Regions from separate parts of the Mus musculus genome. Here region 1 is linked to region 2. The links are chromatin contacts, found by Hi-C or POLR2A ChIA-PET in ENCODE. All regions are on one chromosome and are shown on one strand. The core of a region is the stretch at or near the end of the contact, and the rest is flanking DNA. Distances in the headings are between cores, read along the strand shown.

Evidence for each region. Hi-C counts contacts between places; a loop is a spot of excess contacts on that map. ChIA-PET counts read pairs that join two places held with the same protein, here RNA polymerase II (POLR2A).
Region 1: a map of heart shows a loop between it and region 2 (3-fold over the local background). The contact joins the promoter of Peli1 here to the enhancer-like site in region 2. A Hi-C loop is called at or near these places in 3 of 37 maps with a recorded cell type or tissue (gastrocnemius, heart and v-Abl transformed pro-B cells). POLR2A ChIA-PET finds 5 or more read pairs at or near these places in 1 of 5 experiments (Patski).

Annotation. Positions count from the first base shown.
Region 1 is chr11:21,089,905-21,092,604 of GRCm38, reverse strand. It overlaps Peli1 (pellino 1), which reads right to left and starts at 1,281. Exons shown (of 7, transcript NM_023324.2): 1 at 927-1,281.
Region 2 is chr11:20,957,100-20,959,953 of GRCm38, reverse strand. The region is part of intron 6 of Gm32293 (a long non-coding RNA gene); the gene reads right to left. Among named protein-coding and RNA genes, the nearest start is that of Gm46273, 41 kb to the right of the region's middle. Within about 2 kb of position 1,598, at least 1 of the 3 ENCODE cell types and tissues checked has a DNase peak (open chromatin) inside an H3K27ac peak, as active enhancers do; it is heart, where a contact is called at or near this core.

The sequences.
Region 1 (2,700 bases), core at 32-2,531, 130 kb before region 2:
TATTGTGAGTAGTGACTAAACATGTTAAATGTAGGTTAAGTAAAAACTATCCCCTCCCTCATCATTGTTGTCTGACTTTGTAAGAGATCTGCACATATAAACATAATATATGGCGAAGTGAGTTGATGACTTACAGTATCTTCACCACTCGGAACATTTTTCAGAAAGTCCTTTGAGGTTTTAAGATTCAAATACTATTTAAAAAGAATTATTGTTTCAACTACCTAACAATTACCTAGACTTCTTCCAGACTTCATTTAACCTGTAAGTAAAATGAGCATCTTTAACTTTTCCACAGGGCATTTGGAGAATGAGTTATTACTCATAAACGCTTTCGGAGCCTCAGACACCAGCGCGGTACATCAAGCGTATCCATCAATTTGAGGGCTTTCTGGACCTCAGTTTACCCACGTACGGAAACGGGCTTGGCAAGGGCCGGGAGGTGAAATTAATTAGTGTTTTTAAAATGCTCTGAGATTCCCAAGATGAAAGGAAACGTAGAGGCACGCAGAGATGATGACAATAATCATAACAATAAAAAGAATGACTAACTTGGAATTCTGTGTTACGTAAGGAAGCTGAGAAGTTATCAGATTCACACAAACAAAAGAAAAGCCCACCGCCCCTTTGTTCCCCTTCCACTTCGCCGGCCTGCAGCCTGGCCGCGGGAGCGAGAACCGGGCCGCCGAGCTGGGGCTCCCCTCCGCCGCGCACCCGCTCCAGCCGTGGGGGAGGGCGTTCCGGGCAGCTCCTCACAAAGGCGCTTCCTCCCTCCGCGCGGGATGCGGCGCCGCAAACTCTGCTCCCCGCCGCCTCCCCGCGGGCGGGCGGGCGCGCAGGCCGCCGCGCCGCCACCGGCAAAGGCTCGGAGGAAGTTCCGCGCCGCCGGCCCTCGCGCCCCCGTTCGCCGCCCGCGCCGCACTCACCGGACGACTGCTGGTGGCCGGAACGCCAGCTCGGCCCGCCGCACGGACACCCGGGGCGCGGGGGCGGCGCGAGCACCGGTTGAACGCAGGCACCAGCGGAGCCCGCCGCCTTCCCGCCAGCCGCCGAGCCCCGCGAGGCCGAGTGGAACGCAGAGCCGAGCGCGGACTAGAGAGGGAGGCTCGGGCCCGCTTTGTGGTGAGCTCCCCGGGCTGCAGGCAGATCCGGTGGCGCCGCACGGCCGCTGCTGCCGCTGCTGCTGTTGTCGCTGCCGCTGCTGCTGCTGTTGCTGGCGCTGGAGAAGGCGGCGGCGGCGCCCCCGACGGTCCCTCCGCCTCGAACCGCCTTTGGGTCACTGACACACACTGGGAAGGAGGGACCGGGACTAGCGGGAGGGCGGGGCATAAGGGTAAGGGGCAGGGCCACATCGCGAGGCGGTGCCGAGAGGGCTCTTGGGAACTGTAGTTCTCTTTACCGAGAGAGAAAAAAAAAAGTATCTGTTGTGGAGGAGCCTACTGCTGGCTCTGCGCTGTGCACGCGCAAGGGGGTTGGGGCGGGGACTGTTGCCATAGTCACCCATTCACTAAGCCTGAAGGTTCTGGACTGTAGTTGACTAAACAAGGCTGGTCTTGTGTCTTTGGTGCCATTGGGTTCCTGCCCACAGCCAGTCCCTCCTGCTTCACCCCACCCCCAACCACTTCCAAGTGCCCAGTGAAATCTAACTTCCTCTTGACATGGCAGTCTCCTTGGTTGTTTAGATTTCTTCTGCAAATCATAAATACCCCCTTCCTTTGCCTCCTTCAAGAGAATTACCCAAGGTACTAAAAATCTACTTGTTCTTAGTGTTTTAACAATTAGGTTATAAAACTGTAGGGAGCGTGACCATTAACAGAATTCTGTAATTTCTTTGTTCGGTTAGTTACATTTAATTCCAACCCAAGTTCAGCATTAACAGCATTGTTGGATCATTGTACTGCAATTTGTTCATCTGAAAATCTATAGTTCTTCAAACATCCAGATTCCATAAATATATATTCAAAAGATAAGTAGAGAGAGTTCAGAACTGTTCAATGTATGTATTAGCCGATTCAAGTTTCTCACTATCAAATTACAACATACGGCACCTTGAAACATGGTATGGGTATGTTGTGCTCAGCTAAGTCTTACACCCTTTCTAAATGACCAGGTATGCATGTATGGTGGTGTGAGAAAACACAGTACTGGCTCTCCAGAAGGTTTACAGGTAATTTGCCTCAGTTTCCCTTAATAGAGTACCTAGAACCTGGAAGAAAAAACATTAATGCCAAGGAATCAGACATCTATTTCAAGATGGGAAACTAAGGATTTTCAAATAGTCTTAGGATCAAAAACCCTGGATGCCCACAGACCACATAATTATTTGATCAATGAAGAAATAAGTAATTTAAGAAACAAGTACACGGGAGACAGAGAATGGCTCAGCAGGGCTCAGCAGTTAAGAGCACTGGTCACGCTTCCAAAGGACCTGGCTTCTTTTCCAGCACCAATGTGGACACTCACAGCCTCCTGTAACTTCAGGGAATCCAACACCATCTTCTGGCCTCATTGGCCCATAGACATATATGCAGGCAAGACACCTGTATTTAAAATATTTAATGTAGATATTTAAATAAAATACTAAAAAACAAGTAAAGGTATTTACTATGTGCCAGGCACTTTATTGGGCCTCAAAAATAGAGCTGTAAAGATATAAAAGAGACATACTTTGTATTCATTGTCCCCTCTCTCTGCCAAGGA
Region 2 (2,854 bases), core at 349-2,848:
TTTTGAGCATCCCTCCTCCCTCTAAGGAAGAAAGGTTTAAATTCAGAGGAAGTTGCTACACAGCAGGGCTCACAGTTTGAAGAAGGCCATCCACAGCTTTTCCTTCTATTGATTCAGGACCTATGATGAGGCAGAATGTCACAAGGCAGGAGCATGTGCCAGAGGCTACTCATCTCTGGGAGGACAGAAAGCAGAGAGATGGAATCCAGGAAGCAGCCAGGGCAAGATACATCCCCTAAGCGTATACTAGGCCTCATTTCCTACCTTCTGCCATCTTCTGTTGATACTATCAAGTTATTAATGCATCAAAGGATGAACCCATTGATTGGATCGGAGCTTTCAGAATCCAATCAATTTCCCAAAGCCCACTGGCTGATAACCAATGGGCTTTAACAAATGGTCTGGGAAGGACACTTCATGCTCACACCATTGGCTGTGACCCTCAACAGAGGCAGCTACTGCTAGATGCATTTATGTTGCCTTCCTAGTGGTCTGTGAACCTACAAAAGCCATTGCTTCATTTATCTGTGTCCTCCCCATTTATAAGTAGATGTTCAGTTAATGCCCAGGAGCTGAAGACACCTGAAGGAAGCAGAACTAGACCCTTATCAGGAACATTTGGAATTCTTTGTAATGTGCTGATGGCTTTGGTCAGATATAGATATTATGTTTGGGGTCCTACTCCAAAGACACTCCACCTCAGAAAGGTGCCACTTAGCCAAGAGAATTTCATCTTTTACTAATTGGAATAAGACAGGAAAACAATGTGGGCAGATGAATGTTAATAATAGGTCAAACTGGAGGAAATGCCAAGGGGATGGGTAATGAATACCCTGTGTCACTCATGAGAGTCAAACCTGCCAGACATGGCACTCATCGGTATTGCAACGCTTGCCTCCGCCTGTGCACACAAGGCCATGTTGGTCTCTTCCTTCTCTCTGCCCAGGTTGCCACCCTGTCCCTGCATCCACACCTCCTCCCACCCTCCAACAGAGCTGTGTTTTCCTTTGTTAGCTCCTCCCACATGAGTTTCAGATAAATTCTAGTCCCTTTGGGAGCATCCACATGACCTAGGTTTTCCTCTATGTACACTTCTGAATTCTGATAAAACTCTAAGAGAGCAACAAACCTGAACAAAAGGAGAAAGAGCAAAACATATTCCAGGAGCCGTTCACACTGACCCACTCCATCTTGTAACAAAACCAAAAGTCCTATGGCAGCAGGGGCAGGCGGAGGGGCAGCAGAGGGGCAGGGGGGAAGGGCAGGGACAGGGACAGGGGCAGGGGCAGGGACGGGGGAGGGGCAGGGGCAGAGTGACTGGGGCTGCTCACTCATAGTGGAATCTCTTGGCAGTGGTATTAGTCTGAAGGAAGCTGGGGCAAGAAGTTAGGCGTTAATTCTGCTAACTCCCCATGTGAACATCTGATCTCTTAGCAACTTTGGCCTTAGTGGGCTGGCTTTGGGCTTTCACCTTTTCTTCCTGTCACCAGCTGTGTAACCAGAAACTGGTTTTGCCTTGGCTAATGTAAACAAAGGCTTAAAACCGGAGCATTTTGAAGAGGGGAAGGAAATGAAGCTTCCTGAAGTTCGAGGCTGCTCACCCAGAGGAAACGGGAATTAAATAAAGTGAAAGGTATTTCTCAGAGAAGCTGCTGTGTCCTTGTCGCCTCAGGCTGGGCCTGCAGAGACTAAAAAGAACTAGGTACATTCTCCCAGGGGCTCCTCTAGCAGAGCTCAGGCACTTATCTAGGCTATGTGGAAGGTCACTGAACCTCCAGAACCACCGTTTGCCTTAATCCCCACTTCTGAAAGCCCGCCCAGGCTAAGCATGGGCTGAAATGTCTGCTACTCCAGGGTAGCCGCCCAAGTACACTCTAGGTCTTCAGTAGACTGGCTTTAGGTGTGTGCCCCAGGGAAATTCTGACTTCATCCCTGGCCCTGCCCTTAGCTCTCTCAGGTTTCTAGGAAGCAGTCCCCTTGGCTGGCTGTGAGATCTCTACAGCAGGCAACATGGTGCTAAGACTTCTTTAATGACCTTACAAATGCAGCCCAGACCTACCTCCTTTCACCTGCTCCCTGTCAGGGGCCATGCCAAGTTCACTGGCTCCCTGAGCCTGTGCTAAGAATAGTTCTGAGGTGAGCCCAAGAGTACTTGCTCATTCTGACCTGGAATACTATATCATCTTCCTAAGAAGTATATTTACTTCTTCTGGGTTTTTTTTTTTTTTCCTAGTAAAGATTAATTTGCCAAAATCATTCTTTGATAGCACACATATATGAACACACACACACACACACACACACATATCCCCTATTCCATTTTAATAAGTCATGTGTATCCTTCCCTATCTATCTATCTATCTATCTATCCATCCATTTATCTATTATGTTTCTTCATATAAACACATATAATCATATAAGTATGCATGGCTATATTCACATGTTTGTATATGTAAGTTGCTCTTCTCTTGCTCTTTTCTCTGCAACATTAACCTCTCTGTCCTCTTCCGTTAGCCTTCTTTCTTCTTATGTGGGCTCTTGAGGGCAGTTGAAGGGATCTATACTTGTGAGGTTTAGATCCTAAACAGTGACCTCTGACCTCACAAAGCTCTCAGCTCAGCAGCCATTTCACCAGCCCCTTGGTCAGCAGCCTTTCCACTTCCCAGGGGACTTGCTGCCATCCTCTAACCCTGTGCCCTGTCCATCCCTACCTAGGGCCACCTTTCATTTGACTGGCTGGGGGACAGCTTTGACCTCAGTCAGCAGGTATAACACCGCAGCGCAGGCTGGGCAGCCTAACTGCCGGGGACTGACTTCACACAGCACTCCAGATCTGAAAATTCATTCCTAATGT